Linked DNA regions of Homo sapiens: region 1 is linked to region 2. A link is an interaction called in ENCODE POLR2A ChIA-PET data of the cell type or tissue named here. Cell type or tissue: OCI-LY7. All regions are shown on one strand. Links, peaks and the distances in the headings refer to the core of each region. The heading gives the core; the rest is flanking DNA.

What was found. Peaks named below come from ENCODE experiments on the same cell type or tissue, not always from the same donor. Only the 100,000 strongest peaks of a DNase experiment are listed, where the experiment ranks them.
Region 1: POLR2A ChIA-PET joins it to region 2 with 15 read pairs; 6 of 35 experiments call an interaction of 5 or more read pairs at or near these places.

What each region holds. Positions count from the first base shown.
Region 1 is chr16:11,776,909-11,787,596 of GRCh38, reverse strand. It overlaps ZC3H7A (zinc finger CCCH-type containing 7A), which reads left to right. Exons shown (of 23, transcript NM_014153.4): 2 at 5,209-5,310; 3 at 6,133-6,172; 4 at 8,234-8,431; 5 at 10,688. The coding sequence starts at 5,243. Among named protein-coding and RNA genes, the nearest start is that of ZC3H7A, 15 kb to the left of the region's middle. RefSeq lists an enhancer at 3,860-3,919. In OCI-LY7, for the core only: no CTCF peak of the experiment used is centred there; DNase peaks (open chromatin) are centred at 3,906, 4,226, 4,476, 5,666 and 1 weaker place; H3K4me3 peaks cover 2,594 bases; H3K27ac peaks cover 3,820 bases.
Region 2 is chr16:11,384,025-11,394,587 of GRCh38, reverse strand. LOC400499 (putative uncharacterized protein LOC400499) reads left to right here. Exons shown (of 67, transcript NM_001370704.1): 55 at 1,029-1,197; 56 at 2,087-2,271; 57 at 2,486-2,578; 58 at 2,727-2,922; 59 at 4,125-4,309; 60 at 4,386-4,483; 61 at 7,293-7,477; 62 at 9,172-9,377; 63 at 9,523-9,700; 64 at 10,263-10,372. It also overlaps a transcript of LOC105371082 not described here. Among named protein-coding and RNA genes, the nearest start is that of RMI2, 44 kb to the right of the region's middle. RefSeq lists enhancers at 3,967-4,721, 7,137-7,226, 6,759-7,641, 7,417-7,726. In OCI-LY7, for the core only: a CTCF peak has its summit at 7,474 (motif pointing left); a DNase peak (open chromatin) is centred at 7,457.

The sequences.
Region 1 (10,688 bases), core at 1,145-9,144, 390 kb before region 2:
TCAGCTACTCAGGAGGCTGATGAGGGAGGATCGCTTGAGACCGGAAGTTTAAGGTTGCAATGAGCTGTGATCACACCACTGTACTCTAGCCTGGATGACAGGGTAAGACCTTGTGTCAAAAACAAAACAAAACAAAAACACACACACAAAGGGGTGTGTGTTGGGGGGAGATTATTTCACAGGTAAAACTAATCAATGGTGAGGAAAAAAGAAATTACAGTAGTGGTTTGGGGAAGGGGCATGAAGGAACTTTGTAGAGTGACAGTTAATGGTCTATATCTTTTCTTTATTTAAGAGACAAGATCTTGTTCTGTTGCCCAGGTTGGGTTGTAGTGGCGCGGTCAGCAGCTCACTGCAGCCTCCAACTCCTGGGCTTAATCAGTCCTCTTGCCTTAGCCTCCTGAGTAGCTAGGACTACAGGCACGTACCACCACACCTGGCTTAATTTTTTGTAGAGATGGGGTCTCTCCATCTTGCCCAGGCTGGTTTCATACTCCTGGGCTCAAATGATCCTCCTGCCTTGGCCTCCCAAGGTGCTGATCTATATCCTGATAGGGCTCTGGGTCACATGAGTTTGTCAAAACTCACATTAAGATTTGCGTGTTTTACCTTAAAAAACAAAACTGTAAACAAATATTGATCTCTACTTAATTGTGTGTGTGCTGAGATGTTTAGGTATCTGCAGCTGACTTTGAAATTTATTAAAACAGTAAGACGGACTGATGAATGAACAGAAGGATGAGCAGATAGATAAAGATGGGCAGATGTGATCTCACAAAATATTAATTGTGGGTTTGGGCATACAGTATTATAATTGTTTTTAACTTTACTGTGTGTTTGAGAACTTTCAAAATAAAAGTTTTTGGGGAAACTTAAAAAACTACTGAACATGAAATACTCTGTCATATTATATTCAAATATTGCCTGATATTGTGATCCTAGATCTATAAACAGCTAAAGGGGTGTATTTTGTGCATTAAAAACGTCTGTATCCATTTTCCGTTTCCTTTCAATCACTTACTTGTGGTGTCAGCTCTTTGCCACACGCCTTTTGTGTATAAGGTTGAGGTTCAAGGTTCTCTAACACTTTCTGGGGAAAATAGCTTTAAGGCTATAAACTTGGCAGATATCACTACCCAGGAGTCCATTCTTAGCCAGCAGATTAACTTTTTGAGTCAACCTCAAACCAATTCCCTACCTTGGCTAGATAGAGGCTGAGAGAAAGGTACATCATTCACTGAACTGTGTGGCCATCGTCCTGGTTTCAGACATCCTTTTCTTTTGTTCCCTCCCTCTGGCCTGACTGCTCTGGCATCCTGCATACTACTCTGGGTTCCTCTGAACTCTAAAGTTCGAACTCTAAGTAAATTGCCCTGTTTTAGCTAAAACAAACAAAAGCCCGGTGGTCCCTTAAGTCATCTTTCCAAGGAAGGGCTCAGAGGATACATAAACTTTAAAAATTTGTTTAATTTTTGTACAGAGGTAATTCATTTACGTGGCTCCAAATAAAACAAAAGTTTTGAACACATAGATTGAAAAGACCTCGTCCTACCCCTTTTCCAGCCTCAGTCTTCTACTACTGCTGTAGTCTCCCATGATTCCATCTGGGACTATTTTATGTTTACACAAGCATATGTCAATATATATACCTACCCGTCACTTTAAAAAAACACAAAACGGCCAGGCGCGGTGGCTCACGCCTGTAATCCCAGCACTTTGGGAGGCCTAGGTGAGCAGATCATGAGGTCAGGAGATCGAGACCATCCTGGCTAACGCGGTGAAACCCTATCTCTACTAAAAATACAAAAAAGTAGCCGGGCGTGGTGGCGGGCGCCTGTAGTCCCAGCTACTCGGGAGGCTGAGGCAGGAGAATGGTGTGATGCCGGGAGGCGGAGGTTGCAGTGAGCAGAGATCGTGCCACTGCACTCCAGCCTGCGTGACAAGTGAGACTCTGTCTCAAAAAACAAAACAAAACAAAATGGGTCATATGGATACTTAAATGCCTCATCTTTTTTTTTTTTCCTATAATTTCTTCAGGCATTTCCTTTTTGATAGACACTGGGTTAGTTTTTTTAAAAAAATATTATTTTTGAGACAGGGTCTCACTCTCTTGCCCAGGCGGGAGTGCAGTGGCACAATCGTAGCTCACTACAGCCCTGACCTCATGGGTTCAAGCCATCCTCCTGCCTCCATCATCTGAGTAGCTGGGACTACTGGTACGCACCACCACACCCGGTTGCTTTTTTTTTTATTTTTTCGAGGCAAGGTCTCACTCTGTCACCCAGGCTGGAGTGCACTGGCATGATTGTAGCTCACTGCAACCTCGACCTCACAGGCTCTATCAGTCCTCCCAACTCAGCCTCCTGAGTAGCTGGGACTACAGGTGCATGCCACCATGCCTGGCTAATCTTTGTTATTTTTGTTTATTTATTTATTTTGAGATGGAATTTCACTCTTGTTGCTCAGGCTGGAGTGCAGTGGCACCATCTCGGCTCACTGCAACCTCCGCCTCCCGGGTTGAAGCGATTCTCCTGCCCCAGCCTCCGTAGTAGCTGGGATTATAGGCATGTGCCACCACGCCCGGCTAATTCTGTATTTTTAGTAGAGATGGGGTTTCCCCATGTTGGCCAGGCTGGTCTGGAACTCCTGACCTCAGGTGATCTGCCCACCTCAGCCTCCCAAAGTGCTGGGATTACAGGCATGAGCCACCATGCCCTGCCAATTTTTTTTTTTTTTTTTTTTGAGATGGAGTGTCACTCTTGTTGCCCAGGCTGGAGTGCAATGACGTGATCTTGGCTCACTGCAACCTCCGCCTCCCAGGTTCAAGTGATTCTCCTGCCTCAGCCTCCCAAATAGCTGGGATTACAGGCATGCACCACCATGCCCAGCTAATTTTGTATTTTCAGTAGAGGTGGGGTTTCTCCATATTGGTCAGGCTGCTCTGGAACTCCTGACCTTGGGTGATCCACTCGCCTCGGCCTCTCAAAGTGCTGGATTACAGGCGCGAGCCACTGCGCCCGGCCTCTTTTAAAATTTTTTGTAGAGATAGGGGGTCTCCCTGTGTTGCCCAGGTTGGTCTTGAACTCCTAGGCTCAAGTGATCTTCCTGCCTTTGCCTCCCAAAGTGCTGGGATTACAGGTGTGAGCTACCATGAGTGGCCTGAGTTAATTTAAAAAATCTTTTTCTTTTACAAATAGTGCTTCCTTAAATTATTTTGTACATATAAATTTTTAGAAAACATTTATAAATTAAAAAAATATATAAATTTTTTTAAAAAAGCATTTCTATTAAGGACATGGGCCAACATGTCCAAGTAGCTAGAAGGGTGGAATGAGCTTCCATGCCCCTCATCCAGCTGGAACCATTATCCATATTTTTGGCATTCTTGTTTTATTTCCACCCAGCTACCCCCCTTTTGGCTAAACTGTTTTAAAAGCACATTCCAGAAATAGTGCCATTTTACTCTAGTGTCATGGACTTCTTAAACTTCTTATTTTGTAATGTTTCAAACACATACAAAGTCCAGAGAATAGTACTGAAGAATCCCCTGCACTTCTCACCCTCCCCTGGTTATCAGCATTCTGCTGTTTCCTCCCCACCTCACAGCCCCCCCCTTTTTTGTTGTTACTGGAGTATTTTAAAGCAAGTCCCCTATGTCATATCCTTTCCCATGTAAACACTTCAGTAAAGTACCAACTTTATAGGACAAAAATATTGAGAACTGACGGTGTTTCAAAGAAGAAAGGGTTTAGCACCAGTTATCAGCATTTGGGACATTCCAACCCCCATCTCACCCTTATACTTTGAAAAAAATGAGATTTAAAAATAAAACTGTAAATGCCAAGCAATAATGAAACTAAAAAATTTCAGCAATGTACTTCAAACATGAGTGGAATTTCCCTTCCTGTCACCTGGGTCCAAATACGTGGTTTATGTGTAAGATGTTGTCTTAACTTTAGGTCTCAGTTGTTCTCAACTGGGGCTGATTGTGCTTTCCCCACCCTGACATTTAACGATATCTGGAGACACTTTTGGTTGTGAGTGGGGTTGGGGTGAGGGGCTACAGGCATAGTGGGTAGAGGCAGAAATACTGCCAATGTCCTGCAATCACAAGACAAGGAATTAGCTAGCCCAGAATGCCAAGCCTGAGGAACTCTAGTTTGGGCCACTGGGAGATGATGTTTTATCTCAGATCTCTTCTCTGTGGCTCTCCTTGAACTTGGGGAACTGCTCGGTGAACGTTGATTAGTGGAGGTGGGGCCCAAAAGAATGATATGTGTTGACATTTGCAAGTGTTATATTGAGGATAACATTTTAATATCCAGAAAATTCCAATGGAAGTAACTTTATATCATTATTTTATCTGTTGTATCAACAATAATCATTTTGGAAGTTTGTGGGACAAAATATGTATAAGGTTTAAACTTGGCTTACAAGGAAGTCAGACTCCCTCGGAGGCAAGCGGATGTGAAACCTTTTTATTTCTGGAGAGCTTCCAGAAGCAAAACAAGGCTGGAACTGTTCTAGGGACAGCTTATGCGTGCGTGTAGACAGGGAAAAACAAAACCTGAAGCCAAAGGAGGGAAGAGGAAAGGAAGGGGAGACATGACTTTTTCCTGGAGACTGCTCAGGAGGGGTATACAAAGTCTGCATAGCCATTCAGCCTTAAAGAATGTGAAAACTGGCCAGGCGCTGTGGCTCACACCTATAATCCCACACTTTGGGAGGCCGAGGTAGGTGGATCACTTGAGGTCACGAGTTCGAGACCAGCTTGACCAGTAAGGTGAAACCCTGTCTCTCCTAAAAATACAAAAATTAGCCAGGCGTGGTCGCAGGCATCTGAGTCCCAGCCACTCAGGAGGCTGAGACAGGAGAATTGCTTGAACCCTGGAGGTGAAGTTTGCAGTGAGCCGAGATCGCGAGATCGCGCCACTGCACTCCAGCCTGGGCAATGGAGCGAGACTCCGTCTCAAAAAAAAAAAAAAAAAAAAAAAAGAATATGAAAACGGTGTGCTTATGGTGTGCCGGACCACAGGGGAGCCACAAAGATGACTCCTGTACGGTCCCTGCCGTCCAGGACCCTGGAGTCAAGTCAGAAATGGATGTGTCCACAGCTGATTGTGTGACAAGGTCTGGATTTGTGGGTGTTTTCATTGGAGTCCAGGGACCCTGGTACCTTATGTGCTTTTTTGCCTTGTTTCTTTCCAGATTGCTCATTTAGAAAGTGGATGTGTGGGATAACATGTCCAATGTGTCCGAGGAGAGAAGAAAAAGGCAGCAGAACATTAAGGAAGGACTGCAGTTTATACAGTAAGAGCTTCAGAGTTCTTGTGTTCTTGCCGCGTCCTAATTCTTTGGTGTGGATGTATGTTTTGTGGAGAGGAAGAACTCTTTAGTCATGTTTAATAGGTCCAGTTAATTTGGGTTAGAAACTCCATATTCTAGCAATATTTTTTTCTTTTGTCCATTTGAACATTCTTGCATTCGGAAGCAAGTGTTACTTTTGCTGGCTTTTAGGGCTACAATTGTTAGTCTCCCCCAAAACGTTAGACTGAGAAATTTGAATTTGTTCTATGAACAGTGCTGCTGAGTGGAAAGTGACTGAAAATGAACATCTGGCGGCACAGAGGGCTTCTGTGATCAGACGTGTCTGTTCAGAAGCTCAGTGTTTAATTGGACTTCTTGAAGCATGTCAATGATGAGACAGCTGTGGTTTGGATGGACATGTCCGGGCAGAAGGGCCTCTTTGTTCCTTCCTGGGAAGGAGACATTCTCTCTATACTGCAGTAAATTGGATCAAATATTGTTAGTGGCTCTGTACTATTTTTAACCTCTTTTTTGGCAGTTGAAGAATTAGGGTTTTTAAAAAATAGAAGTAGGTTTGAAAGTAAAGTGTTGTACTTAAAAAATACTAAGGAATAGTATATATATATATATATATATATGTATATGTATTTTTTTTCCCATAACTGTAGTCATCTGTGAATAATGGTAGTAAAGGAGGAGGAAGTCTTTGAAATATGCCTTGAACCAGTGGCAAGCTAATGGAACCACAGATTTAAGATGACTTCTGGCTGAACAGGTCCCGATAAGGAGCTTGATAATTACAGTTAATTTGTTTCTTCTTCTTAGGTCACCGCTGTCATATCCAGGAACACAGGAGCAATATGCGGTAATGACTCCGGGAAGGTCTGCTTGAAAGCTCTGCAAGTGGCTTGTGAACTGTAATTTGTAGCAGGGGTTGGCAAATGATGGCCTTGTGGGCCCAATCTGGCCTGCTGTCCTTTTATTTTATTTTATTTTATTTTATTTTTTTGCAAATAAAGCTTTATTGGAACACAGCCACACTCATTTGTTTATGTATTATCTGTGGCTGCTTTTGCAACATATGGTAGTTTTGACAGAGACCATATGGCCCATGGAGCCTAAAACATGTACTGTCTGGGCATTTGCAGAAAAAGTTTGCCAACCCCTTCTATATAGGACTTTTTTTTTCTTTTTCTTTTTCTTTTTTTGCATACTTGCACAGTTGCCCTGTATTTTCTTTCCTCTATTAGGGTGGTTTTGAATTAATTTATCTTTTGAGCCACTTGAAAATTACTTCTCATGTCATTGAAAATAAGTGGGACAGAATTTATTGAGAAAGAGTGTGTGGAACATTTTTTTCTGTTAGGAGATGTTCTGACAGCAGCTAAGGGGGACTGGATACCAAGAGGGAAGAACTAGTGATCTGCTGTTTAGGAACAGGGAGAAAGCCCAGTTTATTGGGACTTTGACTGCAGACTCTTGTCTCTACTAACTATTGGTTCACCTGTGTTTTTTTTCCTCTGAGGGTTTTGAGGCTTCTAAATGTCACTTTCTTGCTGCCTCTCTCCCTCCTCCCCTTTTCTTCTCTCTTGTTCCTTAGCTCTCTACAAACAGATTTGGAATAAAAAAGTATTAGAGCCAGAAATAAACTGTAACAGTTGTTTCATTTTGCACGTGGACCTGGGGTCTAAAGATGTTAAGTGGCATGTCACGAGTTTTGTTAATAGTTGATCCGTCCAGTCTTCTAAAATAATTTAATCAGCTAAAATAATTTAATCAGCTTAGACAGGAATTCATAAAATGAGACAAAACAAGTTGAATATTTTTCTGATCTTGTGATGAAAAAGAGCTTTTAAAATACTAAATTATGGCCAGGCGTGGTGGCTCACACCTGTAATCCCAGCATTTTCGGAGGCTGAAGCAGGCGGATCACTTGAGACCAGGAGTTTGAGACCAGCCTGGGCAACATGGCGAAACCCTGTCTCTACTAAAAATACAAAAATTAGCCGAGTGTGGTGGCAGGTGCCTGTAATCCCAGCTACTCGGGAGGCTAAGACACGAGAATCACTTGAACTCAGGAGGTGAAGTCGCAGAGAGCCGAGATCGTGCCACTGCACTCCAGCCTGGGTGCCAGAGTAAGACTCTGTCTCAAAAAAAAAAAAGAAAAGAAAAAAAAGAACTAAACTAAAGCGTGATAGAAATAATGAAGGAAAATGACAAACTTTTATACATGCTAAAAGAATGTGTATACTTACTTGATAAGAAAAAAGTTTAACATCCCCCTCCCCCCAAATCAGTAAATGACCTGAGCAATTTACAGAAAAAGAAATACAAGGGGTCCGTAAAAATGTGGAATAGTTCAACTTCACTGGTAAAGACATGCACATACAAAGAGGATACCATTAAAAAAAATAAATAAACACAAAACGATACCATTTTCCACCTAGAAATTGGTAGATTTTACATATATGTGCACGGGTACCCACACACGTGTACACACACACACACTACCTAGTGTGTATGGGTGCTATAAAGTAAACCACTAGAAACATTTTTCATCATGGCCTTTTTGGAAGGCAATTTGGAAATACTGCTCAAAAGCCTTAAACTATTCATTCTCTTTGACTTGGGGCTTCCACTTGGTTTCTCTAGCGGGCACAGAATTGGAGATGTGAACAAATATTTATAAGGTACTTTGCTGCATTTTTCTTAATAGTGAGAAATTGAATTTCCCCTTGAAAAAGCAAGCAAGATTCAATCCCTAGCTGAGATAGCAGTGACTTGGGCTGCATCTCACAATTTCTTAGAGCAATGCTGCTGTTCTGTCACATTGTTTCCTGTGAAGTTTTAGGTATAAAAATTAAAATTTACTTATACCATATCTTGTTTGATAAAAGGCTTCAAGTGGTAACTTTCTTTTTTTTAGGTATATTTGCGTGCTCTCGTGAGAAATCTTTTTAATGAAGGAAATGACGTTTATCGGGAACATGATTGGAACAACTCGATAAGCCAGTACACGGAAGCCTTGAATATAGCTGATTATGCAAAATCTGAAGAAATTTTAATCCCCAAAGAAATAATTGAAAAACTATATATAAATCGTATTGCCTGCTATTCTAATATGGTGAGTTGTAATTTTTAAAATGATGTTTCTAGAGTGAAAAGAATTTTTTCAATGACTTAGTACATTAATAAAAAGTCAATTTCTTAAGTTTTTAAGAAAGTCATATTACCTGCTTTTGGAGTGGCTTGAGGCTTTTAAAAATTAGCTTTGGATTGGCCGGGCACGGTGGCTCACGCCTGTAATCCCAGCACTTTGGGAGGCCAAGGTGGGTGGATCATGAGGTTAGGAGTTTGAGACCAGCCTGGCCAATATGGTGAAACCCCGTCTCTACTAAAAATAAAAAAATTAACTGGGCATGGTGGCGTGTGCATGTAGTCCCAGCTGCCCGGGAGGCTGAGGCAGGAGAATCGCTTGAACCCAGGAGGCGAAGCTTGCAGTGAGCCGAGATTGTGCCACTGCACTCCAGCCTGGGCGACAGAGCAAGACTCCGTCTCAAAAAATAAAATAAAATAAAAAAATAAAAATTAGCTTTGGACAGAAGGTTAGGGATTTAAGAAATAATTTGTTTCTTAGTTATTGGTCCTTGATGATTCCCATTTGAGTATGGCTTTTGAAGGTGTGTCTGCTTATAAAAAAGTCATCCAGGGAAGATACAGGTCTTCACAGGTCAGTGTGTCTTTCAGGTATCCCTGTTCACAGTTAACATCTTAGTCAAGATCCAGTTGATCTTGTAAAACACTCTTGGTAAAAAACACTCTTACGAGTGTTTTTTTTTTTTTTTTTTTTTTTGAGACAGTGTCTCGCTCTGTCACCCAGGCTGGAGTGCAGTGGCACGATCTCGGCTCACTGCAACCTCCGCCTCCTGGGTTCAAGCAATTTTCCTGCCTCGGCCTCCCGAGTAGCTGGGACTACAGGCGCATGCCGCCGTGCCCAGCAAATTTTTTGTATTTTGTTAGAGATGGGGTTTCACTGTGTTGCCCAGGCTGTTCTCGATCTCCTGAATTCAGGCAATCTGCCCGCCTCAGCCTCCCAAAGTGCTAGGATTACAGGCGTGAGCCACCGTGCCTGGCGAGTGTTTTTTTAAATCAAGAAATAGTAATTAGTCTTCAAAGGAATTCACACTAGATTTTCACATTTTTAAGCTTAAAAGCTTTTGAAGTGCTTTTTTTTCTTTTTTTCCTTTTAAAACTTTTTTTTTTTTTTTTGAGACAAGAGTTTCACTCTTGTTGCCCAGGCTGGAGTGCAATGGCACAATCTTGGCTCACCGTAACCTCCGTCTCCCGGGTTCAAGAGATTCTCCTGCCTCAGCTTCCCGAGTAGCTGAGATTACAGGCATGTACCACCACACCTGGCTAATTTTGTATTTTTAGTAGAGACGGGGTGTCTCCATGTCGGTCAGGCTGGTCTCGAACTCCTGACCTCAGGTGATCTGCCCGCCTCAGCCTCCCAAAGTGCTGGGATTACAGGCATGAGCCACCACGCCTGGCCACCTTTTTTAAATTTTTGAGATGGAGTGTCACTCTGTTGCCCAGGCTGTAATGCAGTGGCACAATCTCGGCTTACTGTATCCTCTGTCTCCTGGGTTCAAGTGATTTTCCTGCTTCAGCCTCCCGAGTGCTGGGATTATAGGCACCCGCCACCACGCCTGGCTAATTTTTGTATTTTTAGTAGAGATGGGGTTTTTACCATGTTGGCCAGGCTGGTCTCGAACTCCTGACCTCAGGTGATCCACCCACCTCGGCCTCCCAAAGTGCTGGGACTACAGCTGTGAGGCACTGTGCCCAACCTGAAGTGCTTTTAATTTTCACTGTGGATACTCGGTAAAATATAACCATGAATTTAAGAAAAATATCCGTGTTGTCACCTAGCTCTTTGTTAAAGAGCATTCATTGTTTATTTATTTTGTTTTGGGTAATATATTCCTTATCAGTTAGCTGTTTGGAGTTACGTTTCTGTTTGACATCTTAATGTGCTCCAGCAAAGGGTAACTACAGAGGAGCGAATAGGAGAGGGACACATGGGGACATCAGTTAGGTCTGGAAAGCTTTATTTCTTGAAGATCTGGGGACTTTCTGACCAAATATTAGCATTTGTCTGACCTGGATGGTGTGTACATGGGTATTCATGATATTCTTTCTACTTTTTTGTATTTGAAATTTCATAAAATAATTTAAAAAATAAAAGTAATACTGCTAACTTGGAGTTTAGAGGGAGGGTAATAGGATGGGGTATTAATTTGTTTTTATTACAGGAAGGCCTCAGTGCAAGAAATGAATTGTTTGATTGCTGACTTTATTCTTTGGTCTTACACACCAGG
Region 2 (10,563 bases), core at 2,564-10,563:
CAGGTATAGAAGGTTAGGGCTTCAACCTATCTGAGGAACAAAATTCAACCCTTAACAGACATACGTGCACGCGCACACACACTCTTAAGTCCTGTTAAGTTTTGTGAACCATTGTTCTGTATCATTTTACAGATCTTGGAGCTGAGGCCCAGAGAGGGTGACACCCTTACTGAAGGGTGCACAGCTTGTTAGCTGCAGTGTCTGGACTAGAATACAGGGTAGCTGAGGCTCCCTCCCCTGCAGGGCCTCCTCCGGGCTTGTGTTCTCTTGGGGGCCTCTGAGCCTCTTTCCCACCCCATTCTAGACTCGCCTGTCCTGGTCCCTGCCGTGCCCCCAAGGCTGGGCACCTGCAGGGACTTAGGTAAGCTGCCCAGTGCCTGGGGTGTTATGCCAGGTGTGCCCGTGTCTCCTTGCTTAGACCTTTGCAGTGGTTCCCATGCAAACTCGGAAAGCCTGGGCTGTAGCAGAAACACCAGGGCACTGGGGATGTTAGAAATGCCAGGGCCCGGGGCCCCCAACACCAATTAAATCAGAGTGTCTGGGTGGGGCCTGGGCAGCAGCCATCTCTAAGCCACCCTGTGGGCGGCTGCTGCTGGGTTGGGCTCCTAGATGGGTATTTTTAAAAATTAAAAAAAGTATTTGTCATGAGACTGGCTAAGTTTTGTATTTTTGGTAGAGACAGGGTTTTTGCCATGTGGTCCAGGCTAGTCTGAAACTCCTGGGCTCAAGCGATCCACCCGTCTTGGCCTCCTGAAGTGCTGGGATTATAGGAGTGAGCCCTTGATCCTGGCCCGGAGTATTTTCAAAAGTGCTTTCTGTAATGGGGCACTGGCAGCCTTAGACAGGGATATGGCGTGGGGAACCTGGTGCCCTGGAGATCGGGCGTGGGCATTGTGCCTTCCCTTGGTTCCCTACAGGTCCAACAGCAGCCTCCCCAGCCAGCCTCTTCCTGAGCCTGGGGCGGGCAGGGGAGAGACCAGGGACAGGTGGGCCAGGCTCCACTCAGGCCTCTGCCTTCCCCCTCCCAGCTTCGTGGCTCCAAGGCTCAGCGGGTTGGCCTACTGGGCCGTGTCTCCACCTCGACTTCTCAAAGCCTGGTCCGGTTGGAGGGAAGCGTGGACAACAGAGAGGAGAAAGTGAGGCTGTCTGTGTTCCGGGCCCCAAGCTGTCTGCAGGCCTCTGTGGCCCATGAGGAGGGTGAGTGGCAGCTGGGTCCCAGCTCAGCTAGCTGGGCCACGGCCCCTGTTGGCTCAAGAAAGGACGGGGGTCTGGGCGTTAAGATTTCAGAAGTCGGGGCTGGGTGCAGGGGCTCATACCTGTAATCCTAGCACTTTGGGAGGCCGAGATGGGTGAATTGCTTGAGCTCAGGAGTTCAGGACCAGCCTGGGCAACATAGTGAGACCCCGTCTCTACTTAAAAAAAAGGGGGGGGGGTGGCCAGGCGTGGTGGCTCACACCTGTAATCCCAGCACTTTGGGAGGCCGAGGTGGGTGGATCACAAGGTCAGGAGATCGAGACCATCCTGGCTAACACGGTGAAACCCCATCTCTACTAAAAATAGAAAAAAGTAGCCGGGCACAGTAGCGGGTGCCTGTAGTTCCCAGCTACTCAGGAGGCTGAGGCAGGAGAATGGCGTGAACCCGGGAAGCGGAGCTTGCAGTGAGCCGAGATCGTGTCACCACACACCAGCCTAGGCGACAGAGCGAGACTCTGTCTCAAAAAGTAAAACAAAAACAAAAACGAAAAAACCTGGTGGGGTAGGGGGTGATGTGTTCCTGTGGTCTCAGCTGCTGGGAGTGAGCTGTGATCCAGCCACTGTACTCCTGCCTTGGTGTCTCAAAAAAAAACCTCAGGAAACCCCCTGAAGCCTTATGGCATCCCTAACTGACTGCCGTGTCGGGGGAGGGGACAGAAGAGGGGGCTTCAGGTGGCTCAGGTGGTTGCTCTAGGTGGTGCAGCTCAAGGTTCTCAAATCCTAGGGCCTTGAGGCTTGGCCTGGGGCAGTGGGGAGCTACGGAAAGCGGTGGAGGGGGAGTGGGCAGCCAGAGACATGGTGGGGGCACCAGCAGGTCCCTTTCTGGCTCCAGGGGGCAGAGAGGAGAGTGTGGTGCTGCGGGCATGTGCCCATGGGCGGACAGCCGAGGCGGAGGTCCTGTTCCGGGATGGCAGGCAGCCCTCCCAGCCGCTGGGACGCCTGACCCTGCAGGCTGCCAACCAGAGTCTCCTGCTGGCCGCGCGCGGCTGCCAGGGGGGCCTGCTGGGCCATGTGGAGGTGAGAGGGCCTGGGCTGGGACACAGGGAAGGGGTTACCGTTCTCCCACTGGGCAGAGGCCCCCGTGCCAGGAGCCCCGAGCCCTTGGGGTCCAGCTGTGCCCAGAAACCAGGGCAGACAACCCCATTGTGAGGCCCACACCTGCTGCTGGCACCGAGAACCTTGTGTCTACTTCATTCCTGCGAGGCCCCAGCCTCTTCCTCTGTCCTCACAGTCCAGGATTGCAGCAGTTGGCTCCCAGGTGCAAGCCCGGCTGGAAGAGAAGGTTCAAGGCTTGGGTGCCTCTGTGAGAAGGTTCCAGCAATTGGTGGGTATCACAGCAGGGGAGGGTGGGGGCTCAGGTTGGAGAGGTCCCCCTCTGACCTGGCTTGTAGCCCCCACTCACCAGGCAGGAGGGTCTGGGGCTCTCTCTGCCCTGGACCTCACCCTGATTCTGCCTCGGTTTCCCTGTCCAGGTGCAGCCGGCAGGCACCCTGGACGGCGTGGCAGGCCTCCTTCTGCAGCTGTCCCAGGCGGGGCGGGAGGCCATGCAGGCGAGTGGTTGGGCAGTAGCCACTTTGTGGGCCCGGAGCCAGGCACTGACCCAGCACCTGCCTCTTTACCTGGAGTGGCTGCAGGTGGGGCTGGAGCAGCTGCGGGAGGAGCTGGAATGTAAGTGTGGGAGGGGGAGGGCTCAATCCTGTGCGGAAATCAATGTCCCCCCTCTCCACCGGGGCCCTAAGCGCTCACATTGGCCTGTGGCACTGTTTCAATCAGAAATGTGGCCTCGCTTCCCATGGGCCTGTAGCCCAGCTGTGTTTAGCCCCCTGCCTTATTTGTTATAGATCTACAGCCTTTGTTTTTTCTGGGTCTGCTGTGTCATTTTTACAGAGTCTCCAAGCTCATCTCCCTTATGCCTGCTGCCTAGGTTTTTTCAGTCTCCCGCCTGCTTTCTTTTGAGTATACAGCCTTGTTTCTGTGAAGCTCACTGCCACAGCATCTCTTTCTGGTTCCACGATGAGCTCAATGTGGCCAGGTGGTCATTAAAGGCTCACACCTGCTGCCCCAACCAGCCTCGTGGCAGGACTGGGAACCTCTGGCCTCTCCGCCATCCAGGGCTAATGCCCAGCACAGCACAGAGCCCCCAAGGCCCTGCCCAGCGCCAGGGTGGGCATCCCTCTGACTGGCTGTTGAATGTTACCTCCCGATCCTCCCTGCTGTGCCAGAGTGTTCCTGTGACCACCCCCAGGGCAGTGAATCAGGAGGAATGCGCCAGGACTCCGCCCAGCGCTATTCACAGCTGTGATTTATTATAGTGAGGGGATGCAGGAGTGTCAGCACAGGGAAGGGGGCTGGGGCGGAGTCTAGGGAGAACCAGGGCCAGTGCCCAGGGTACTCTCCCAGTCCCAGCGCTTTCACACAGGATGCATTTAGCTGTCCCAGCTGTCACCAGAGCAGCTCCTGGGAGACTCAGCACCCAGGGTTTTTATTGGGGGCTGCCACACTGGCAGGTGCTGCTTGGCACGGACCACACTGTCAGACTCCTAGGAAGCAAGCAGGGGTCCGGCATAAACCACGTTTGTACAAACAGTTCAGATGCAGGGAGCCTCATATCAATTCTAGGACTGGTGGGAACCCTCCCCCAATCCAAGTTCCCAGACAACCTTATAAGCAGGCCTTGCAGAGACGGCTCAGGCCTGCTGTGACAACTCCCCTGCAATCTCCAGTGCCACTGCTCTGTTCCAGTTCCCCCAGCTCCCCACATCTTAATCCCAGGAACAGGCCCTATCTCCTCGAGGCCTGGCGTGTCTGGGCAGGGCTGGTTCTCTGACCTGCCCTGAGGTCTCATGGTGGGTGGTGGCTGCCTGTTGCAGGGCCCCTGGCCACACTGAAGGATGCCTACCTGGAGGTGACACTGCGGCCCCTGGAGGAGGTGTGGCGGGAGCGAGCAGAGGAGGCCATGCGGCGGCTGCAGGCCTGGGTGCCCGGGATGCCAGGCAAAGGGGGTCCAAGGCCCATCAGGGCGGCCCTGGGGGCCATGAAAGGAGCCCTGGAGCTGGTGAGTGAGCAAGGATGGGGCGTAGTTGGCAGGTGAGGATGACTGAGCCAGCTCTCACTGTCCCCTCCCTCTCCAGGCCGCCCAACAGATGCTGTCTTGGGCTGAGGCCACGTTCTCACGGGCACTGAAGAGGCTCTGCAAACCACTGCTGGACCTGTACAGCCTGTCGGCCAGGTAACTCGGGGTTTGAGAGTAGCGCATCCTGCGTGCCTGCCACATACCAGGTGCAGTGCTGAATGCTTTGACACCTTCCGACACACTGACTCCTGTGACCACCCTGCCCAGGGGCTTCTTCTCTCCTCGTTTTACAGATGAGGAAGCTGGGCTTTCTTCCTCACTCCATAGATACCTCGTGAGCACTGGCCGAGGGTAGGCAGGATTTCAGGAGCTGCAGAGAGCGCAGTGGCTGAGGCTGACCCTGCCTTCAGGAAGCTCACTTTTACTCAGACACGAAGCACAAGGAAGTCATCTACACCGGGGCTGGTACAGCTCGCTGCAGAGGGCCTGAGAGTCGCATCTTAAGCAGGCCATTCGGCTCTGTCACATTTCCTTGCTTTTGTTTTGTAATCTTTTTTTTTTTTTTTTTTTTTTTTGAGATGGAGTTTTGCTCTTGTTGCCCAGGCTAGAGTACAGTGGTGCAATCTTGGCTCACTGAAACCTTCACTTCCTGAGTTCAAGTCATTCTCCTGCCTCAGCCTCCCTAGTAGCTGGGACTACAGGTGCGCGTGCCATCCCACCCAGCTAATTTTTTGTATTTTTAGTAGAGACAGGGTTCTGCCATGTTGGCCAGGCTGGTCTCAAACTCCTGACCTTAGGTGATCCACCTGCCTTGGCCTCCCAAAGTGTTGGGATTAGAGGCATGAGCCACTGCACCTGGCCTGTTTTGTAATAATCTTTTTAACACACAAAAACCCTTCTTACTTGCAGGCCGTGCAGAAGCTGGCCACAGGCTGGGGCCCACTGGTCACCATTTACCACCCCTGAGCTATACGTTAGGTAGCAAATGCTAGAGAAGGAACATCGGTGAGATGGGGGGGTGGATCCTATGAAACGGTGTGGCCATGACTGGCTTTGAGGAGAAGGTAGAGTTTCAGCAAGAGCCACGGGGCCAGCGTGGTAAGAGCGCTCCAGGTGGGGGTCACTACTGCACAAAGGCCTGGGAGAGGGATGTGCCTGGCCTGTTTGTTTTTGAGATGGAGTCTTGTTCTTTGTTGCCCAGGCTGGAGTACAATGCTGTGATCTCAGCTCACTGCAACCTCTGCCTCCCAAGTTCAAGGGATTCTCCTGCCTTAGCCTCTCAAGTAGCTGGGATTACAAGCATGTGCCACCAAGCCCAGCGAATTTTTGTATTTTTAGTAGAGACGGGGTTTCACCATATTAGCCAGGCTGGTCTCAGACTCCTGAGCTCAAGCAACTTGGCCTCTCAAAGTGCTGGGATTATAGGCATGAGCCACCAAGCCCAGCCCTGTCTATTTGAATATCAAGCCAGCAGGGCTGGAGCAGAATGCCTGCAAGGGAGAGTGGATGTGACTGGGAGTTCCTAAGACTGGGGAGGCGGGTAGGTGGGGCTCAGCTGGTCTCTGGCTTCTGCTCTGACCTAGGAAGGATGTGATCGCCCTTTCACTTTAAAAGACCCTTTTGGCCCCTGTGTTGAGAACACGGGGGTGGTGGATAGAAGGGGGGAGCCCAGTTTAGAGCAGAGACCTGGGGACCCAGTATCCTCCCCCTCACAGGCACGAGGCCCACCAGGAACCGGGCTCCAAGCAGGGAGGCAGCTCCTTCTTCCATGCTGGTGGCCTCACAGAGCATCTGGAATCCGGCTCTGCCTCTAACTAGGATTCCTCTGCCTCAGTGCTCTGTGCCTCAGTTTCCCCAGCCATAAAATAGGGACTAAACCCACATCATGGGGAAAAGACTCCCTGTGATACAAGTTCCTGCTCCTGCCTTCCTGCGGTCAGAATGGAGGCTGATGAAGGGAAGAGCTCCCAGGGCGGGGTTTGGCTTGGCTGAAGAATGACCTGCCTGGTTACTCACCTACCTGGTGAGTGGGATCCTGTCACTGCTAGGTGGGGGTGCCAAAACATGGATTCAGGTGGCAGAGAGGGAGTTGAGGCTGCTTCCTGCCTCCAGCTGCAGGGCCTCTGGGTTCCTAGAAGTAAGCAAGTGAGGCCACCTGCCCCTGCTCCCTCTCTACTGGCCCATCAACAACAGGGTATGAGATGTTTGTCTTCCCACTATACCCCCATGTGAGCTGACATCCCCCTGATCATTCAAATCTCACAGGCTTGACTCCTACTCTAGATCCTGAGAAAGTTCCAGTCCTCCCCTAAACTGTAGAAATTTTCTAGACCTGTTGGCCAGGCACAGTGGCTCACACCTGTAATCCCAGCACTTTGGGAGGCCGAGGTGGGCAGATCAGTTGAAGTCAGGAGTTTGAGACTAGCCTGGCCAATGTGGTGAAACTCCAACTCTACTAAAAATACAAAAATTAGCCGGGTGTTGCGGTGGGCGCTGGTAGTCCCAGCTACTTGGGAGGCTGAGGCAGGAGAAACAAACCCGGGAGGCAGAGGTTGCAGTGAGTTGAGATTGTGCCACTACACTCCAGCCTGGGCGACAGAATGAGATTCTTAAAAAACAAAATTTCCTAGACCTTCCAGCTCCTGTCCTCGGCATCCCCACACATAAGCCCATGCTGCCCAAGACCCGGGGAGCAGAGTAGGCATGACATCGGACATCTGTGTCCTCAAAATGGGGCAGCTTGTTTCTGTCCCCAGCCATCATCTACCACCTCCGTTGTCATGCCGGCCTCTGTCCTCCTCCACCTCATGATGGGATTTCCCAAAACAAGGACAGCCCCTCCCTGAAAGGCACCCTCATGCTCTCCACTGCAGAGCTCTTCCTGCAGACCTAGAAGCTCCCCTCTGCAGCCAAGGGAAGCAAGGCTCGGGCAGGCACAGTGACTTGTCCTCTGCATTCCCTGCAGGAACCGCTCAGTGGTGGTGATGCTGCCACTGTTGCCTGCGGGGGACGAGCCCCTGGACGTGGCCCGGGTGACCAGCTACCTCATGGAGGAGAAGCTGCTGCGGCCGCTCCGAGAGCTGTCTGGGGCCAACGTGCTGGCTGAGTACTACTGGCTCAGACGCCGCCTGCTGGCGGGCCCCTGGGAATGTGAGTCCTGCCCCGGGCTGTGCCGCCCTCCTCCCTGAGAGCCCCCTGCCTCCTGGGCACAGGGAAGCCTCCATAGGCTAGTAGCATCACAGTGCCAGGCCCAGAGCTTACTGGACTTCCCAAGGTCCTATGGGACTAGGGCTGAGGGTACACATCCTGCTTTTGTCCAGAATATAAGTCTTGGCCCTGCAGAGGGGTGAGGAGGGTGGTTTAGGGCTTCAGGCCAGCTCCCTCCCTGCGGGCACTGCTGGAGAAGACGGCAGCCCTCCAGATCCAGCTGGAAGAGAACTGACTGACTTCAGACTCGCCGGTCAGAGGCGACCTGTAGCCAAGGGCTGGGGAGCTTGCTTGTGGCTCAGGCTTGCTGTGTGGCCAGGCAAGTCAAGTCTAACCTCTGTGGGACTCGGTTTCCTCCACCATGAAATGCTGTGTGGCCAGGTGAGTCTAACCTGTGGGACTCTATTTGCTCCACCGTGAAATGTAGGTAACAACGTGGCTCGCTCATATGGGTAATGGGCATGTACTGTTCTTGATGCAGGGGGAGCCCCTCATGTCTATGGGGGAACCCCGGTACCCAGGCTTGGCAAGGAGTGCTTTATGTGTGTGGGACTCACACCCAGGCCCAGGGCTCCCTAGAAGCGTGGGCGCAGTCATGTCTAAGCAGCACATTGGTGTTGTAGAAAACAGCCTGGTCTTCAAGTTCCATGTGTGTGACCGTGGGCTTCTCTGTGCCTCTCAGTTCTGACAGCTGCCCACGGGGCTGGTACTGCCTCCCTCAGGATGCTGGGACTGGCCGACAGGTGCCTGGCTGTGCACCATAGATGGTGCTTCCTGGCCACGGGCAAGGGCACCCCCACCCCCAAGCCACAGCTCAGGGGCCGCACTGGCTAGACTGGTCAGACCTCCTTCTCAGGCCATCTGTTCCCTACCCTGAAGAGGGTAGGTCTGCAGGACACCAGTCTTGTGTTTGAGGGACCTGTTGGCTATCCACTTACATAGTGAATGTTTCCCCCCATCCCCGCCAGCAGCTTCATTGAGATTAAATGGATGACTTGTATGTGTGACATTTTTTTTTGAGACTAGGTCTCACTCTGTTGTCCTGGCTGGAGTGCAGTGGCGCCATCTCAGCTCACCATAGCTTTGACCTTCTGGGCTCAAGTGATCCTCCTGCCTCAGTCCCCCAAAGTGCTGGGATGGCTTTTAGCGCCGCCGTGCCTGGCCGATGTGTGAATTTTAAGTGTACGATTCAGTGGCTTCTAATTTATTCAGAGTTGTGCCTGCATCACCACAGTCGATTTTAAAACATTTTCATCACCCCAAACTGAAACCCTGCAGCCACCAATCTGCCTTCTGTCCATGGCTGTGCCTGCTCTGGACATTTTATGTAAACAGAAGCATAGACCCTGTGGCATTTGAGCCAGGCTTTTTTACTTAGCACAGTATTTTTGTAGCAGGTCTCAGGACTCCTTTCCTTGTTAGGGCTGAATTGCCAGTAGACCTTCAGCTCATGTCATCTTGAAGCCGGTGGGGGATCCCTGGGCCTCTGGCTGCTGCGCCAGGGGAGGGGGAATCCAGGCCTCAGGGCAGGCTAAGCCAAAGCTCTAGGCATCCGGGGCACCCAGCAGGCATTGGGCTCCTACTGCGGTGGGTGGAGCTGGCCCCGCTCACCCTGCCTTTGGGCTGCTTCTACCCAGACCATGCCCTGGTGGCTGGGGCCCAGCACGTGGTGACCTTCGACGGCCGGGTATGGGACCTCAGCACCCAGTGCGGCAGCATCCTCCTGGCCCAGGACTTTGCTCACAACACATTCTCGCTGACGCTGAGTCGGACAGGCTCGGGGCTCACAGCCCTGTTCGTGGAACTTAACCACAAGACCCTCATCCTCTACCCCAGTCTGCAGGTGAGCAGGAGAGGCATGGCAGCCTGTAGGACTGAGCCTCCCCTGGAGACCTGTGCCCATGGCAGGTCGCCTGGGGGGATGGCACTTTCAAGCTTGTCACCTGGCTGTGGGTCAGACCTCCTGCCCAGCCCCCTCTGGCCCACAGGCCTACAGGCTGTACAACTCCTCCCTGCCGGGGGACAGTTGTCCGGACCTCAAGCTGCATCCTGCCACGACAAGGAAGGACGTCTCCAGGATTGAGCTGGCCAGCGAGGACGGGGTGTCTGTCTCCTGTGACGTGCCCACCGGCCTCTGCAGCCTGACTCTGGGCCTCTGGCAGCACGGTGGGTCTGGGCCCCAGGAGGGTTGGCCCCACCTACAGCGGACTCTTTGGGATGCACCCCTTTAAGCTTCCAGGGCGGCAGGGGGCTACCGTGCATGCAGAGCCTCTGCCGGCCTCGTCTCTAGCATGGCAGCGCGTGTGCCCTCAACTCCTCATCTAGCCTCATGCCATTGACCCCATGTCCAGATGACCGCACAGAGGCCCAGGGCTTTCTGTCCCATCCGTGGGACACGCGGCTCCAGTGTGGAGTTGGCCCTTCTGTCGTCCCTCTGCCAAGGAACACAAAGGAAGGGCCTGGATTCCAGCCACTTGAGCTGAGGACATGGGGAGGGGACGGGGGATACACATGCTGTCCCTGAGCCCCTGTGCTTTCTCTTCCTCCTCTGATGAGGGTTTACAGCCAGGGCCTGGGCTCCAGGAGTCCGGGGTGGAGGTGGTGGGACTCTACTGCTCCTCTGTGTGCTTCAGGCTCATCTCACACACAGGTCCTGAGGCAGCAGGGCTGGGGCTGGGGGAGGATCACAGGGTCTTACGGCCGGCCTCCGCTTCCCTCTTCCCCACAGGCATATCCGCTGGCCTTCTGGGCACCAATGACAATGAAGCAGGCAATGAGCTGATGTTGCCGGATGGCTCTATGGCCCGCAGCCTGGAGGAGCTCAGCCTGGCCTGGCAGGTGAGCGGGTGCACCTGCCTGTCCTGCTTCCAGCTGAGGTTCTTGAGGGCTGCTCACTGCAGAGTCCCGGGAGAGGCAGGCGGCCTGATGGCTCTGCAGAGGACTTCGTAGGCCCAGGGTTTGGGGGAAGTCTCCTGCTGAGGCCAGTGTACGCGGGGGAGCCACATGGTCCAGCAGGAGGCCTGAGTCTT